Linked DNA regions of Homo sapiens: region 2 is linked to region 1. Evidence: read pairs that join two places in POLR2A ChIA-PET (ENCODE). Cell type or tissue: OCI-LY7. All regions are shown on one strand.

Region 1 (8,000 bases):
TCACTGAGTGTTCAATGCATTGACTGTGATTGATGAAGCCTTTGTCACAGGCTTAACCCTGCCTAGACCAAATGCTTTGGCCAAGGGAATGGGGTCCCATAGGACCTATGATTGTCTAAGGGTAGGTCTCATATCCTGGTCATCCTCCCTTTCCAGACATAAAATTGGTGGAGCTGTTCCCAGAGGAAGAGGAATGGGGACAGACTGGAACTTGATGTGATGATGGTAAATATCCTTGATAGAAAATTGAGAAATGCTTCTCTCCTATCTCATATACCATGCCTCAAAGTCTAGTTTTACGTTAAAGTTTTGGATTCATGCACACCATCCCAAGCTGTGGTGTGCTTTAGATGATCTTGCCTTTAATGGTTTTCTTATTAAAACTTTATTCGTATCAGTGTAAAAGTTCATAATGGATATTTCATATCTTGCAGTGATGCTACTGGTTGGTAGTATGACCACGTTTAGGGGCTATTCATAATCTCTTTTTGGGACCTGGTTTTAAGAGTAGCTATTATTTTTAGATGTACATAGTCTCTGTCTTAAATATCAGCTTAATTCTCAACAGGTCCCAGCCTGTGTTGACAGAATTACAGCTGTTAATCTGATTTGCCTGATCTTGCAGAGACGCTAAACCATGGGAATTGTATTCTCCTGCAGCAAATATAAGCTTGCACCAACAGGCTGGCACTGTGAAGGAACTGAAGCATCTCTGTATTTAGTGTCTGTGCTGAAGTGCTGACAAAGCATCAACCCCATGCTCTGCAAAATAGTAATTACTAAAGCGGGGAGATGTAAAGAAGGAAACAAACCTCTTTACCTTGTCAGCGCATAAAAGCAAGGGTCTGAGAAATGGAGCATTCCCTCTCACTTATGTTTCTCAAGTTCCCTGGCTAAAAGTAAACAATCTCCCAGAGTAACCTGGATTTCTGTGCTTATCTACGCTTTCAGCAAATACTGCCTTAGTGCATGTTTGAGGATGAGGGAGAGAGAAGAGAGTTGGTCCTCCTTGTGGACATCCTTACCTCCCCACTGGCCTGAAATGACCATGATCTCTGTAATGCATCTCTCTAGGAAGCAGACTACTAGTTAAGTTTTTTTTTCTTTAACCAACACACCTCCTATTTCCTTAACTTGATACTGACTTGTTTTATGTTCCATCTTATTCGAACTATGCCTATCTCTTCCTTCTAAAGTGTCATAGGTCACTGCTAATGATGAACACCTTTCAAATGAAACGCTTTTTTACTGTGGTCTTCCACGTGACAGGCTATTGGGCAAAATATTTTGGAGGTAGCCAGGACTTTTTTTTTTTTTTTGAGATGGAGTCTCGCTCTGTTGCCCAGGCTGGAGTGCAGTGGCACGGTCTCAACACACTGCAAGCTCCGCCTCCCGGGTTCACGCCATTCTCCTGCTTCAGCCTCCTGAATAGCTGGGTCTACAGGTGCCCACCACCACGCCTGGCTAATTTTTTGTATTTTTAGTAGAGATGGGGTTTCACCGTGTTAGCCAGGATGGTCTTGATCTCCTGACCTTGTGATCTGCCTGCCTCGGCCTTCCAAAGTGCTGGGATTACAGGCGTGAGTTACCACGTCCGGCCAGCCAGGACTTTTTAACGTTCATGTTTGTCATCAGGATCTGGGCATTAATGGAGAAGTAGCAGGGACCGCCAGAATGCTGACTGGGAGGATAGACAAGGCTGTAAAAGTGGGGCAGGAGACACCTTTATGATGCTGCTGCCAGGATACTAGTACTCACACCCCTGCCACAGGCCTTCCAGTATGAGTGCTCTAGTTCATGTTTTTGTTAAAGAAGCTCAGAGAACATGATACGATCTGAAGACTAGTAGTCTAGAAATGCGTCAGACAGCAGTGCTTGTTGTTAAACACTCCTTTAGCCATAGTTGCCCTGTTTTTCCATTTTTCCCCCACGTGAGTATCTATCCACATTCATCTAGGCCTAGGTGCTTTCTCCAATGATGTCCTCCGTGAAACATAAGGAAAAATATGGACCTCTCAAAGAGAAAGAGAACTGTCTACTTATTAGGAGAAGCCCTCCCTGGTGATTCACTCACCATAGTAATTTTGGGAAACCTCATGGTTTCCAAAACCTTAATATTTGCACAAATGAAATTCAAATGAAATTGAATGAATGCCATCTTTTGAGCAGCACACAGGTGACTGTAGCACTGTCTCATGTTCTCTAAAATCTCTTCTTTAGAGTTTCAAGAACTCTTTTCAGTCTCTTCTCAGTAGAGAAGATAATACTTCTAAGTATTAAAGAGCAGGTTTTTTGCTCTTTGCTATTGTAAGGATTGCTGAGCCAGAATGGAGAAAGTATTTGGGAAGAATTGCTGCCACAGTGTTTAATGGTCTTCCTCCTCTGTGAGAATTACAACTGAGCAAACATTGTTATGTTTAAATGTGTTCAGTCCCCAAGAGGCAGTGAGTAAAATCTTTGTTACCATTTTCAAAGTGTGCATTGCTGCTTTGATCTCTTCACTGACCGAAAGCACATCCCTATGGTCTCAGCCCTGTGCGTCCTAATAAAGCTGATTTCTCACCGTTACACCAGGGAGTCCATGTAGTTTGTTGATGCTCTATTCTGAGAAAAATGTCCTCAAAGTCTATTCCAAGGGCAAGACTCAAGTGAGCATGAGTTGTATGTTTTCTCTGTGTCCATCCTTGGCTTAATACAGAAGACTTAAATTCCTTTCTTTGGTTATGTAATCTGCTGGTTCCTCTGTGAAGTAGGTAAATGATGCTGTACCTCTCCTACAGATGAGGAAATCAAGGATCATAGAGATTAATGTGTTTGCTTACGGGGCCGGCTCTCAATGGAATCTGGATAGTATGTACCTGCTAGGCTTGCATTCTATTTTCTATCTGTGCTCTAGTAAGCCTAAGCCACAGAGAACGTTCCTGGCTTTATCATGTTTTAAACTTACAAAGCAGGATAAACCATAAATAAAGTTCAGTATGCTGGGTATGAATATAGTGAAAAGCAAGAGTTGCTTTTTTAGGCATTAGAATTATTCTCCTTTCTCTTTTTAGATGAAGGCAGCCACTTCAGAAAATTTTCTAAGCCTAGCTCATATTTGGAGAGCTTTGCAAATAATTTTTTAAAAGCCCACAGTTCTGCAGAAAATGGATTTCATCTACAGAATTGGCATCAGTCCTGTCCTTGTTTGCCAATGTCCCCATCTCTCTTTATTTCTATTTCTATTGTAGCATCCTCTACCTTCTACTTACAGGAGACTAGCCGGGCTTTCCCTCTTTCCTACCCATCCAACCCCAAGTAAATATGAATAAAACATATCACACATAATGGAGGTACTGGCCTTGTGTTAAGATCACCCTCTGATTTATTTTCAACTGGTCCTAATTTTAACCTCCGAAAACAATTTAATTCTAATTTTCACGATATTTGAAGAACTGAAACTCCATGATACCACACCATCTTAAGGAAGACTGTGGTAGGTTGAAACAAAAAAACCTTAAAGTTTTTTCAAGCAGCAAGCAACAGTAACTCTTATGCCCAAATTTTCTCTTGTTAAGTGACAAGATATTTTTCTAGTTATACAGTGGAGAAAACTGAGATGGGAGATTAAAAGTGACTTGCCCAAGGTCACACACGGTCAGTGGCACAGCCAAGAATAGATCCAGGTCACCTGACTCCCTGGGCTTTGTTCATTACATCACTCAACTTCTCTTTAGGAAGTAACAGCCCTGCAGCCTACGAAAATGAAGGCAGTCAACTCTCAGACTCAGTTTCTAGGTCTTGACTTTTTTTTTTTCTTCATCTTTTGTTAAAATGTATCAATAGCTGCCACATTGCAGCACCATTAGCTAAATTCAGGAACTTAACAGAATTTATTAAGAAAAACAAAATTCTGATATCATAGTCACAAACTTGGCAAATGATAAAGCAAAAGGGAGACACAGCTGAAGACTCCAAAGTAGTTGTGCAGGGACCTTCTGCCTGAACCACATCTAAGAAGGAAGAAACACACAGAAGAGAGGAAAGGGAGATATAGTCTAAGACTATGTATAGAAAGGTATGACATGGACCCAGGGCAACAGCTTCAGGAACACTAAGGTCATGAATAACAAGAGGATTTGAAAAAAATGCTAACTCGACTTTTTTTTTGAGACAAAGTCTCCCTCTGTCGCCCAGGCTGGAGTGCAGCAGCATGATCTTGGCTCAACGCAACCTCTGCCTCCTGGGTTCAAGCAATTCTCCTGCCTCAGCTTCCTGAGTAGCTGGGATCACAGGCGTGCGCCACCACACCTGGCTGATTTTTTTTTTTTGCATTTTTAGTAGAGACAGGGTTTCACCATCTTGGCCAGGCTGGTCTCGAACTCCTGACCTTGTGATCTGCCCGCCTCGGCCTCCCAAAGTGCTGGGATTACAGGCATGAGCCACCGTGCCCGGCCAAAGTTGACTTTTTAAAAAGAGGGCTTTTAGCATTTCAATCAGTGCATGATGTACAAATCCAGCTGCTTGAAAAAGATGGGCCAAATTCACAGAGAGCAAGGAAGCAGAACTACTCAATTTTCATTTTACTCCTGTCATTTTCATTCAAGCCTTGCAGATAAGAGTCTCCATCTACAAAGACAGGTATATGAAAATTATCTCTTTATTTTTTAGAAACCATGTTCATTTCTATTTCAAGCCTTTTCTTTCTGGAAAAGTGGAAAACTTAACCTCAGTCCTTCTCAGTATTATACCACCCCCCAGAGTTGTGTCAAGGCTCCAGGGGACTGACAGTGCCACGGCATGGGAAGAGGGACCTTCTGGTCATTGAGGCATCAGAATGCATGGGTTACTCTGTAGCACCCAGTAATTCTGCTCTCCCAGCTCTCTCAGTTGTAGTCATCTGTGGCTGTGTCCCATTGGAGCTTGACCCACAGAATTCTTTTGTTGACATTTCCTATGGTTCCTACTTACCTAGATATAGCACGCAGGGCTCTAGGGTCTTGTGACCTCTCTGGGGACACTGCCAGGAAGTAGGGCCTGGGTGTCCTTCCTCCAGCATCCACAAGCCTCTTGCCTTCCTTTCCCAACAGCCCTGGGGAGATAATTCTTTTTTCAGGGTTCTTCAGGACTCTTTGTGTTGATAAATCTCACTCCTTTTTACATGCTTCAAGAAATTCCCTGTGTTCTAAGAGTTTAGAATTTTGAGAAACACAATCTAGGAATAATCACAGGCTATTTATCTTTTTCTCCTTACCACATACCTCTCCTGATGCAATGAATTCCAATTCTAATACCTGCCTTAGTGGGGGTTAAGCAAAGGGGAAAATACAAGGAGAAATAAAAGTAAACATAGATTAATATCAATGTTTCTGAATATTACTTTTTTTAGAAGTACAGCAATTGGGGATGTCTGCCTTGTTCATATCTACTTTCTTTTCTCTGGGAATGACCCCAATATATAGGTGTGGGGTCCCTGTAGACATGACTCTGTTCCTGGGCAGGACTAGTTAAACCAGGGATCTGGAAATCTGATCCAAGGTGGGCCAGATGGAATGTCTTCCCAAAACTGGAGTTTTGGGTTGAAGGACTGCATTGACTAAGAGTCACTGGAGTTAAGTCGCAGTAAGAGAAGTGCTCCAGGGAGATACCTGTGAGCCTGATGCAGGAGGCCACTGGAAGCCTCTGCTTTCTCTTCTTCCAACTCTTGGCCTTTCTACTCTTTCTCTGATTTTATGAAACTGCCCATGAATTTCATGAGATTCAATATGCTTCTCTTTTTGCTTAAGGTAGCCAAAATCAGTTTCATTTGCTCGCAACCAAGAGAAACTTAAGAATGGTCTTCAAATTTGCAAAGAAAGAAAAACATGATGAAGAGGAAACTGAAACTTAAGATAGGTGAAGAGATAGTAAGATAGAATCTGGCTATTTAAGATGTGTTTTTCTAATAATTTAAAGTGACAGTTGCAAGAACTGTATTTGTGATCCTGGCAAAACTTTCACTTTTATTTATTTTTTTTTTTGAGGAACATTTAAAACTGTCAGCACTGTTTTGTAGCAGGGTCACTGATAAACTAGAGAACAGTCAGAAATATGTAGGATTTTCGAGGCTAAACACTTTTCTATTTGAGGGCTTGCTGAAGGGCCTGGGATGGTTTACTCAGCATGAGAAAGTGTCTCAGGAAACATGATTGGTGGTCAGGTGTTTAAAGGGCCATTGGGCAGGAAAGGAGTTGGATATACTCACTGCAGCTCTGGAAGTGAGAAAAAAGCACCAATGAAAATAAATGAATGGAAATAGATTTTGACTTAGAAAAGGAGAGGTTTTTTTTTTTTTTTACATTTAGAGCTGTCTGGAAGGCCATGAGGCTTCCTTTTGGGGCACAGAACTCTTTGCAATAGAAGAGCTCAAGGTGAGACTGGAGAACCATTCACAAAGGTTGCATTGAAGGAGAGGGCCCAGCCTTGGGAAGGAGGTGGGATGAGATGAATAATGTCTAAGTTTTCTTTAAATCTAAGATTCCATCATTTTCCCTATGACTATTATTAACTTGTAGACTAGAAATTCCAACCTGCATTTTTATAGAATTCAATAGGCATGAAAGCATTTCATGAATATAATTTATAAAAAACTTCTTCCTGACTAGGCACAGGGGCTCATGCCTATAATCCCAGCTCTTTGGGAGGCCGAGGTGAGAGGATCACCTGAGGTCAGGAGTTCGAGACCAGCCTGGCCAACATGGTGAAACCCTGTCTCTACTAAAAATACAAAATTAGCTGGGTGTGGTGGCACGTGCCTGTAATCCCAGCTAACTGGGAGGCTGAGGCAGGAGAATCGCTTGAACCTGGAAGGCAGAGGTTGCAGTGAGCCAAGATCATGCCACTGCACTCCAGCCTGGGCAACAAGAGTGAAACTCTGTGTAAAAAAAAAAAAAAAAAAAAAATTCTTACTTTATTAAAAAAAAATTACTACAAATTTTCATTGAAATAAGACTTCTCTAAAAAGTAAAGGAAACAAAAATTTACTTTCTATTCTCTAAATTGGAATTAACGGTAATTAAAATTTTCACAGGCAGTGTTTTACTCAAATAGAAAACACCTTCTATAATATTAATATAATAATACAAAACCCAGAGAATACTGAATTTCTACAGGAAACAATAGATTCCTTGAATTATTTTAAGGAACCAATAGGACTACCAACTTTTCTCCCAAACTTTTCCCAAATAAATGAAAAAAGATATTGCCATGGCACCTAAACAGGTGGCTCAGGTATTTTATTGACAACCTCCAAAACATTACGACTATGCAACTGTTGTGTATTTTAAATTATTATTCTTAACTTGGGGTTGAGAACTGGATTACTCTAGTTTGTCACTTACCACAGCAAGCAGATGCTAACCTTCAATAATCATGCTTTAAACAAGAAGGACAAGGAAATCCACTTAGTTTGAAAATCCTGAACTTAATGACCCCATTAGACATAGTCTGGTATCGTGAAGCTTTTCATAATCTCTCTTCATGTAAAAACCTTTAACAATATAAGCACACATATAACGTAGCATATTCATCAGCTCTTCATTTACTTAAGTGGATTACATTTATAAAGAGCATTCAAAAGAATACAGTCTTTTCCGCTTTGTAAACTGGATTCTCAAGTAATTTTAAGGATACGATTTGCAACATAAGTAAAAAAAGGTCTAAATTATAGCTGGGCGCGGTGGTTCTTACCTGTAATCCCAGCATTTTGGGAGGCCGAGGTGGGCAGATCACTTGAGGTCAGGAGTTTGAGACCAGCCTGGCCAACATGGCGTAAACCCATCTCTACTAAAAATATGAAAATTAGCTGAGTGTGGTGGCGCCCGCCTGTAATCCCAGCTGCTTGAGAGGCTGAGGCACAAGAATTGCTTGAACCCGGGAGGCGGAGGTTGCAGTGAGCTGAGACTGTGCCACTGCATTTCAGCCTGGGTGAAGAAGGAGTGCGATTCTGTCTCAGGGAAAAAAAAAAAAGAAAAAAAAAAGAT
Region 2 (8,000 bases), 480 kb before region 1:
TGACCCCTTCCTTCAGGAAATTTAAGCCACACCCTTTTCATGTTGCATATCTCTGGCTCTCTTCTGTCAATCTCTCTCACTCTTGAGAACCCTTGGGATTACTTTGGGTCAACTCCAATAATCGAGATTTCCTGATTAGCACTCTTAATTCCATCTGCATTTTTTTTGACCATTTAACCTAACATATCCACAGGTTCTAGGAATTGGGATGTGAACATCTTTGGGGGGCAATTATCCTGGCTACCATACCAGCCTTATTCAAGTCCTCAGAACCTCTCACCCAGAGCACTGCGATGAAATCCTAATGGATGCTCCTGTTCCCAATGTCTCCCTGCTGCAGGGAGGGCTACACAAAGCTGGTAAGGGCTAAATCATTAATTAAAAGACTATTGTCTTGCTAAAGCAGCTTGATTTGTGCCTAAGATGGCAAGTAATCAACAAACGATAGCCAAAAAATAGTTAAAATTAAGCGCTTACTATATGCCAGACACACATTTAAGCAATTTGCACATATTAACTAATGTAATGCTTATATCAACCCAATGAGGTAAGTATGTATATGCCATGTCCATTTTATAGATGAGAAAACTGAGGCACAGAGAAGCTGTCTCATGCTCAGTCTCCTGGATATCATGAATTTTGGGAGAAGTTAATAACTTAAGACTAGGTAGCCTAACTCCGGAGCCCTGTGCTCATAACTATCTCAGTACTGTTAAGTAAATTAATCATTTAGTCCTTAAGCCGTTTCACAGCCATTGCCTATAGGGGGCAGGATGTTATTACATAAGTGACAAGGATGGGCGTTGAATTCAGGTTGACAAAGTTTTGAAGTTTTATGCCACCTCTGTGTGATTTTGGAAAGTTACTTACTCTGTCTTTACTTCAGTTTCAATTGTAAAATAGAAATAGAATTGTGTATTACAGATTGTTCTCATGAGAATTAAACGAGGTAATATTTATGGAAGTGCTCAAGACAATGCTCAGGACAAAGTGGGTACCACGTAAGTGTTAGCCCCTCCCTCCCCACAACTGGGAGACCAAATATTACAAAATACATGGGCATAACAAAGAGTAACACTCTAAGCCTGCATACGGTTTAGCTGCTGGATTTTTGAGACAGAATTTTCGCTCTGTCACCCAGGCCGGACTGCAGTGGCACTATCTCGGCTCACTGCAAGCTCCGCCTCCTGGGTTCACCCCATTCTCCTGCTTCAGCCTCCCCAGTAACTGGGACTATAGCCACTGGATTTTTCAAGATGTTCTATATTCTAACACCACTCTTTTTTTTTTTTTTTTCCATTCTGACCCATTCTATTCTTTTTATAATTCAGCCATTCTCAACTTGTTGCCACTCCTGTATATGACATGAACTTTGCTGCACATGGGCCTTTGTTGAAGCAGCTTTTTTTTTTTTTTTCATTAAAAATGCCTTTTCCTTCTTATTTTATCCATCCATCTACATTCTTCACAGACAATTTCCCAATCTCCTCCTCTGGCCACCTACTGTATTTTGTCTGTACTTTTATTACAATACATCCAACCTCATGATTATTTTGAGTTGCCTAGCCATACCCATTTCCTCCTTTTTCTGAAAGGTCCCTGTTTTCTTCTTTTTTATGAGCCTCAAGTAACCAATATTCAGTTGGAGGTCAAAAAGATTTGTGCCATAGAGCTGAGTGTGGAAACAAGTACGACATGTTCCCTGCATTAAGACCTGGTGAGGAAAACAAACACATATACAAGTACCTCACATAACGTGGAAAGTCATACATACACTACTAGAAATTCCACAATATGGAAGGGGTAGAGGGAAAAAGAATGAGTTTGAAAGACTTCACAGAGGAGGTGTTTGTGTGTGTGTGTGTTTAGGGAGAGGCTCTTTGGAGAGAATTTAGAGAAGAGGCTTAGAAATACTGCCTGAGCTCTGCAGATGTACTTACTACTAAGTTATCTCACTTTGCATGTGCGTATTTGTGTTGAGGGGCTAGGACTTATTTCGTATAGATGTTTTCTTCTTCTCAGCACTAAACATGCTACAGCATTTAGCTGGGAGAGAATTTTGGTTTAGGGCTCCTAGGCTGTTCAGTGAATAGGCAAGAGGTAACATACGTAAGGACTTTGGGGCTTGACAGGTTCAAGGTCACCTCCAGTTCTGGTCTTCATTAGGAGAAGAGTGGCAGGGGAGAGCAGGCACTATTCAAGGCCAAGAGTGCCACCTAATCTCTGCGAGAGGTAACATTCTGTGGCAAACAGCACAGGGCTAAAGACAGAAGAGGGATGTTCACCTCCTTCAGAAAGACTCAGCCATGCTCACCTATAACTCAGTTCTTAACCGATGCCACCCAAAGCTGAATTGCAATGGGTCATCTCAAGACCTCTAAGCATAGAGATAAGATGCCAGCGTGGAGCTTCCTTCTCCCATGGGGAAAGCATTCAACAAATGGCAGAGATCAAGAATTTACCGAATTTTAATCTGTAAAATTTGACAGATGGTTTTTATTTTGTTAATTTTAGAATTTAGGAGAAATAGATGGTCAGCCTCTTCTGGAAGAATAATTCAATGCCTATATATTTACATTGAAGGAAATGCTGCTTAAACTGCAGCGTTGGAAAAGTACTGGCCAGAAGGAACAAGCAAAACATTTTCTAGGGAATTTTCTGGATGGAGATACGAAAAAAAAGTGACTTAGTACAGTGGCTACTATTGTTAGATTTTTTCACTTGTTCATTATCATTTGATCCTTTGATAATATTGTAACAGCTTTCATTAACAATATGGCTTGGAGTTAATTTAGGCAAATCCCTTCAACATTGAGCCAGCTAGCAGATTTCAGAATGTGAGTTTCAGGACACTGTTGCTCTCTCTTTCCTAGAAAAGTTGTGGCTTCTCTGCAGGTCATTGGCCAACATCAACTGCTCACAGCAGAGGGACTGCGGGGTGAGCCCACCACCACCTTATCTGAAAATGATTCAGATCCTTGGTTTGGTGAACTTTTAAATGTTAAAACATTGAATTCCGTTGGGTTCAGATTTTGAGTCAAAACAGTGAGATATCTCACAGATGTAGTAGGCAAGATAAAAAGAGTGATTTTAAAAAGCCATTCCAAATGTGTTTGTAGCTCATGGTATGTATGCTGGTAAGTTCTTTGGCAAGGGTACAGTGGAGAAGCACAGCACAATACAAAGAGACAGAAGACCTGCCTTCAAGCCATAGCTTTACTCACTTTACGTACCTTAGGTTGGTGACAATCAGACACCCGGACGTTTTTCTGGAACGGGTAAGGGTAGAAAGAATAAACAAGTACCCCTTAATTCTTCTGAGTCCTGCTTCCCCCAACTATACAATGGAGGAGTGTAGAAAACTAACAGCAGTAAATGAATATGTGTGGAAGTATTCAGTAAACTGCCAATTCATTGTATAACGTTTCTAACACTATCTACACTTTTATTATTTCATCAAATGCAAGGGTAATAGAAATCAGATACGCAATAGCATGAACAAAATTACCAATAATTTAAAGGATTTTGACCCTTTAATGCATATGGTTCTGTAATCAGCAACCTTGTCTCCATCTGATCATATTAAAAACAATTTATGGGGGTGGTGGTTGTTAAACCACTCTCTAGAATTTATTTTAAAATGCCAGGCTTGAGTGAGGGGATTCATCATGTCTGGAACATTCAGCAGAGAAGCCAAACATGCCTGATCACCTCAACCATTTCGTCTATTTCTGGGATCCCAAGATAGAGTACTTATGACACGAAACGTGAACCTCTCATAACTCCTCCTGTGGAAGGGAAGAAGCATGAGGTGAAGACACGCAGTCTCATACAGGGCTGGCCTCTCGGGTGTGCGTGTTTTGCCAAGACAGACAGAATGTGGTCTGTGTGCCTGAGGCCTGAGGTAGCGGGGCTGCAGACTGCAATCCTTGGTGCCCGAACACCATTCACAGATGTAGGGGGAGGCTTCACAGAGGCAGGTGACAAGTGACTTCATCTGACTGACTCCATTTACCTCACATGAAATGGTCACCTGGTGGGACCCCACCCCCCGCCAGCCATGACAAACTCTCTGTTAAAAAGAAGGTGGGAAAGGGCCAGCTGTGGTGGCTCATGCCTGTAATCCCAGCACTTTGGGAGGCTGAGGAGGGCAGACTGCTTGAGGTCAAAAGTTCGAGACCAACCTGGCCAACATGATGAAACCCTGTCTCTACTAAAAATACAAAAATTAGCCAGACATGGTGGCGCATGCCTGTAATCCCAGCTATTTGGGAGGCTGAGGCAGGAGAATCGCTTGAACCGTGAGGTGGAGGTTGCAGTGAGTGGAGATCACACCACTGCACTCCAGCCTGGGTGACAGAGCAAGACCCTGTCTCAGGAAAAAAAAAAAAAAAAAAAAAAAAGAAAAAGAAGGTGGGAAAGAAGCAACCACTTTCAAAAGAGACTCTCAGCAGGTGATATAGGAGACATATGGGTAACTCAGCCTATTTTCAGTTCTCCTTTGGCGGTAACCACAAAGGGAGCCTAAACTCACGTTTTTGTGGCTTTAGAGTGCTGCTGGCACATCCTCACAAAAGACCCGCCCTTTCCAGAGTGACTGATGGAACTACCCTATCAAGGGTTGCCATTGCCAAGTCCCCCATACACTCTTCCAGAGGTTTCAATACTTCCGATGACAAATGGTGAGATTTGTTCCCTTCAGAGATATTCTGACAAAGTTGAAAGGTCGATATAAAGGGCAGTAAGGGCAGTAAGATGTATGAACCCCAAAGTAGTGTTTTCAGACAAACTGATCCTATCTTGACAGTCAATTGCTCTAGTCTACGATTTGAAAGGGTGTTCCAAGATGGATAGGAATAGGTAACAAGATAAAAAGCAACGATATTAAACCTGAGAAATTCCTTCTTCTTTAAACAAATGATAAATTTGCTGAATCTGTACCAAGGAGTAGACTGATTATATATAATACTCAGACAAGACAATCTTCCTCTTGAAATTTCATGTCCTAGAGATAGTCTAACAGCCCTGCAGAACAAGTTATAATCTTGTTTCATCATGGGTCAAAACGGTAGGAGTCATCTATAGTATAAGGATTAGAGAGATAAATCTAGACAAAGCTCGGCATTGTTGAAAAATAGGAAGTCAAAGTTTCTAGGATGCTACATTTTCAAAAATCATACCCCAAATCCAAAAACAACCCCCCCAAACTCATATCCTATATCCTTTACAAACTCTCTTTTATTATTATTTTATTTTCTCTCTGGGGCAATTTTCAATGCTAAGGAACCACAAAGGGAAGTGACAGAAACAATAATCGTTAAGAAACAATAATGGTTAAAAGAGGAAGACTATGGAAACCTAAAAGAAGAACAGACATGTATTTACAGGCACCTCTAAGTAGAACACGACAGCAAGAACAGACACCAAGCAACCCATCTCAGGTTTCAGGACAGTATGAAAGTAAGTTTCTTCAATCAGAAGAAAGGCAGAACCCAAAATACGTAACTGAACCACCAGCAATTATAACATACTGCCCAGATGCTTTCTTTGAAGTTAAGCAGCCCCTATCTATCTTACAGTATTTGTTTAAAAAAAGTTACATTAATTAAGTCTTAGAAGAGCACACTGTCATTTAAAGGCAATGTCACTTACTGGGGCATCTCTCCTCCTCCTCCGTCGGCTGCTCCTTCTCTGGCTTGGGTGGGCCTTTGATTTTGTAAACCAAGGCACAGAGTTTTCCTGTCCAGGAGGTGTCCTCCTCCTCCTCTTCCTCTTCTTCCAAAGGAACCCCTAGCAAGCCACAGAACAGGGTGAAAATCCAAAGCAGTGCATGAAACCATCATAGTGTCACAAAGAACATTTAAAAAACTGCTTCCCATCCTTCTGGAACTTTCTAAAGATACTACAGGCTTTCTAAAGATACTATTCTCGTGAATAGTTACCTATCTTATAGCTTTTGAAAAAAAAAATATTGATTTCCTGTTTATCAGAACAACAAGTAAGTTTAATCCTAAAACATGTGTTTTGAATCTGTACCCCCAAAACCTCTGAAAGAGTGTAAGGGGGATTACATACACTCTTATAGTGTTGAAACCTCTGGAAGAATGTTTGGGGGACGTGGCCCTAGAATCTGTAGAAGAAGTTAACAATGAGTTATTTCAAATGAAAAGCTTGTCAATTACCCATATATTATTAAACCTACCCATGTACAAGCAACACAAATGCTGAGAGCTGCTTAAAACCAGTAGGTACGTATCCAAGTAGAGATTGCTGGCTGAGAAGCCTTAAGGGCAGAAGTTACTAAACACACACACACACACACACACACCACACACACCCACACACCCACACCCCCCCCCCCCCCCACACACACACACCCCTAATAGCTAAAAAGCAAAGAGATCAGAATCTTGTCTCACCTGGAAGCTGAGAGTCCCAACTAACTTTAAGCAAATTAGGTGAGGTTTATATAAGGATCAGTTGTCTTCATTCTTTTGCTAGAAACCCTGTTTCCTCTCTATATCTCAGCACAGGCTCTTTTAGGTAGAAGGAATTTTGGTCATATATTCTGTCAGGGTTACTTCCTGTATCTTTTCTGACACAAGTAGCTAGGATAGTCACGTCTTGAAAGACAGTATTGCAATTTTAAATACAAAAATAACTTCCCAACCTCCCACTAGCTTTCTAATGAAGGAATCAAAAACAGACTCTTCTTGTAAAAAAAGGACAAAGCCTTTCTCTGGGCAGCTTACCACAGTGAAGGAGAAGGTCCTCATGGAAATCATACAGCTCCTCCCGAATCTCCTCTGGGCAGGGGCAGTTCTCTCCCAGTTGAAAGTTAAGCAGCATGTTGATCTTTGAGAGGCAAGAGAAGAATAGCTAGTTGGTTCTCAATGTTGGCCAAGGGAACTCAGATCCTGCCTTAGACAGACACTTACATTCTTTTCAAATTTATTTTACTTAGTGATTTTTTTTTTTTTGGTAAAAGTGGCCAATATTTACAAGTAGCTTTCACCTTTTCCTGATTCTAAAAGTAACTTATTAATTGTATAACATTTGGAAAATACCTAAATAAGAAAATTTACTGTGATTCCACCACCCCGAGATAACTACTGTTAATATTTTAGCTAATGTCTTCCTGACATTATGTAGGTATACGCACAGAATGGGATCACATTCCAGATACACCTTTTAAAAACCAGAGTTTTCCACTTAATGTTACTTGAACATTTTCTTACTTTCTTAATCCAATTTTTAATAGGTGCATTGTAATTATATGGAAGAATTATAATTTATGTAAAATTAACTCTGTTATGACATATTTGTTTCTATTATTTGTCCTTATAAAGCTGGTTTGAGTTTCCTTTAAAATAATTTTTTTTCATGTCTCTGATTATTTTCTTAGAATAAACTCCCAGAAGCAAAATGACTAGAGGAACAGGTTTGCATATTTTAATGTTTTTTTATATGAATTTACAAATTGCCCTTCAGAAAGCTTACAATTTGCATTATTAACAAGTTTATACAAGTGTGTATTACTATGCCATCTTCGTTACAGTAATAAGAGTTAACACATTTTCAAATATTTTCAATTGAATGGGTGAAAAATGTCCTATCCCTGTTGCTTTAATTTATGCTTAATTGGTGAGGTTGAAATTTGTTTTTTCACACATAAAGATTAATTTTATTTTGTATTTCATAAATTTCCCATCCATGTTTTTCCTCTATTTTTCTACTGGGTAATTATCTTTAAAAAATTTGCCCCTGAGTGCTTTGGACACCTCTAGATTTTTAACTTTTTATATACTTTTATACTCTACATGTATTGGCCCAGCTTTTGGTCAGCTTTTAATTTTGTCTACAAGTTTTTTTGTTTGTTTGTTTGTTTTTTTGAGACAGAGTCTCGCTCTGTTGCCCAGGCTGGAGTGCAGTGGCACAATCCCGGCTCACTGCAAGCTCCGCCTCCCGGGTTCACGCCATTCTCCTGCCTCAGCCTCCCG

The links. ChIA-PET counts read pairs that join two places held together with the same protein. Peaks named below come from ENCODE experiments on the same cell type or tissue, not always from the same donor. Only the 100,000 strongest peaks of a DNase experiment are listed, where the experiment ranks them.
Region 2: POLR2A ChIA-PET joins it to region 1 with 6 read pairs; 2 of 35 experiments call an interaction of 5 or more read pairs at or near these places.

The regions. Positions count from the first base shown.
Region 1 is chr15:33,184,489-33,192,488 of GRCh38, reverse strand. The region is part of intron 2 of FMN1 (formin 1); the gene reads left to right. Among named protein-coding and RNA genes, the nearest start is that of FMN1, 6.2 kb to the left of the region's middle. RefSeq lists a silencer at 3,696-3,755. In OCI-LY7, no CTCF peak of the experiment used is centred here; a DNase peak (open chromatin) is centred at 3,678; H3K4me3 peaks cover 1,469 bases; H3K27ac peaks cover 1,950 bases.
Region 2 is chr15:33,668,209-33,676,208 of GRCh38, reverse strand. RYR3 (ryanodine receptor 3) reads right to left here. Exons shown (of 104, transcript NM_001036.6): 37 at 6,753-6,855; 38 at 5,653-5,790. Among named protein-coding and RNA genes, the nearest start is that of CHRM5, 300 kb to the left of the region's middle. In OCI-LY7, CTCF peaks have their summits at 573 and 774 (motif pointing right); DNase peaks (open chromatin) are centred at 758 and 4,538; H3K4me3 peaks cover 1,230 bases; H3K27ac peaks cover 1,501 bases.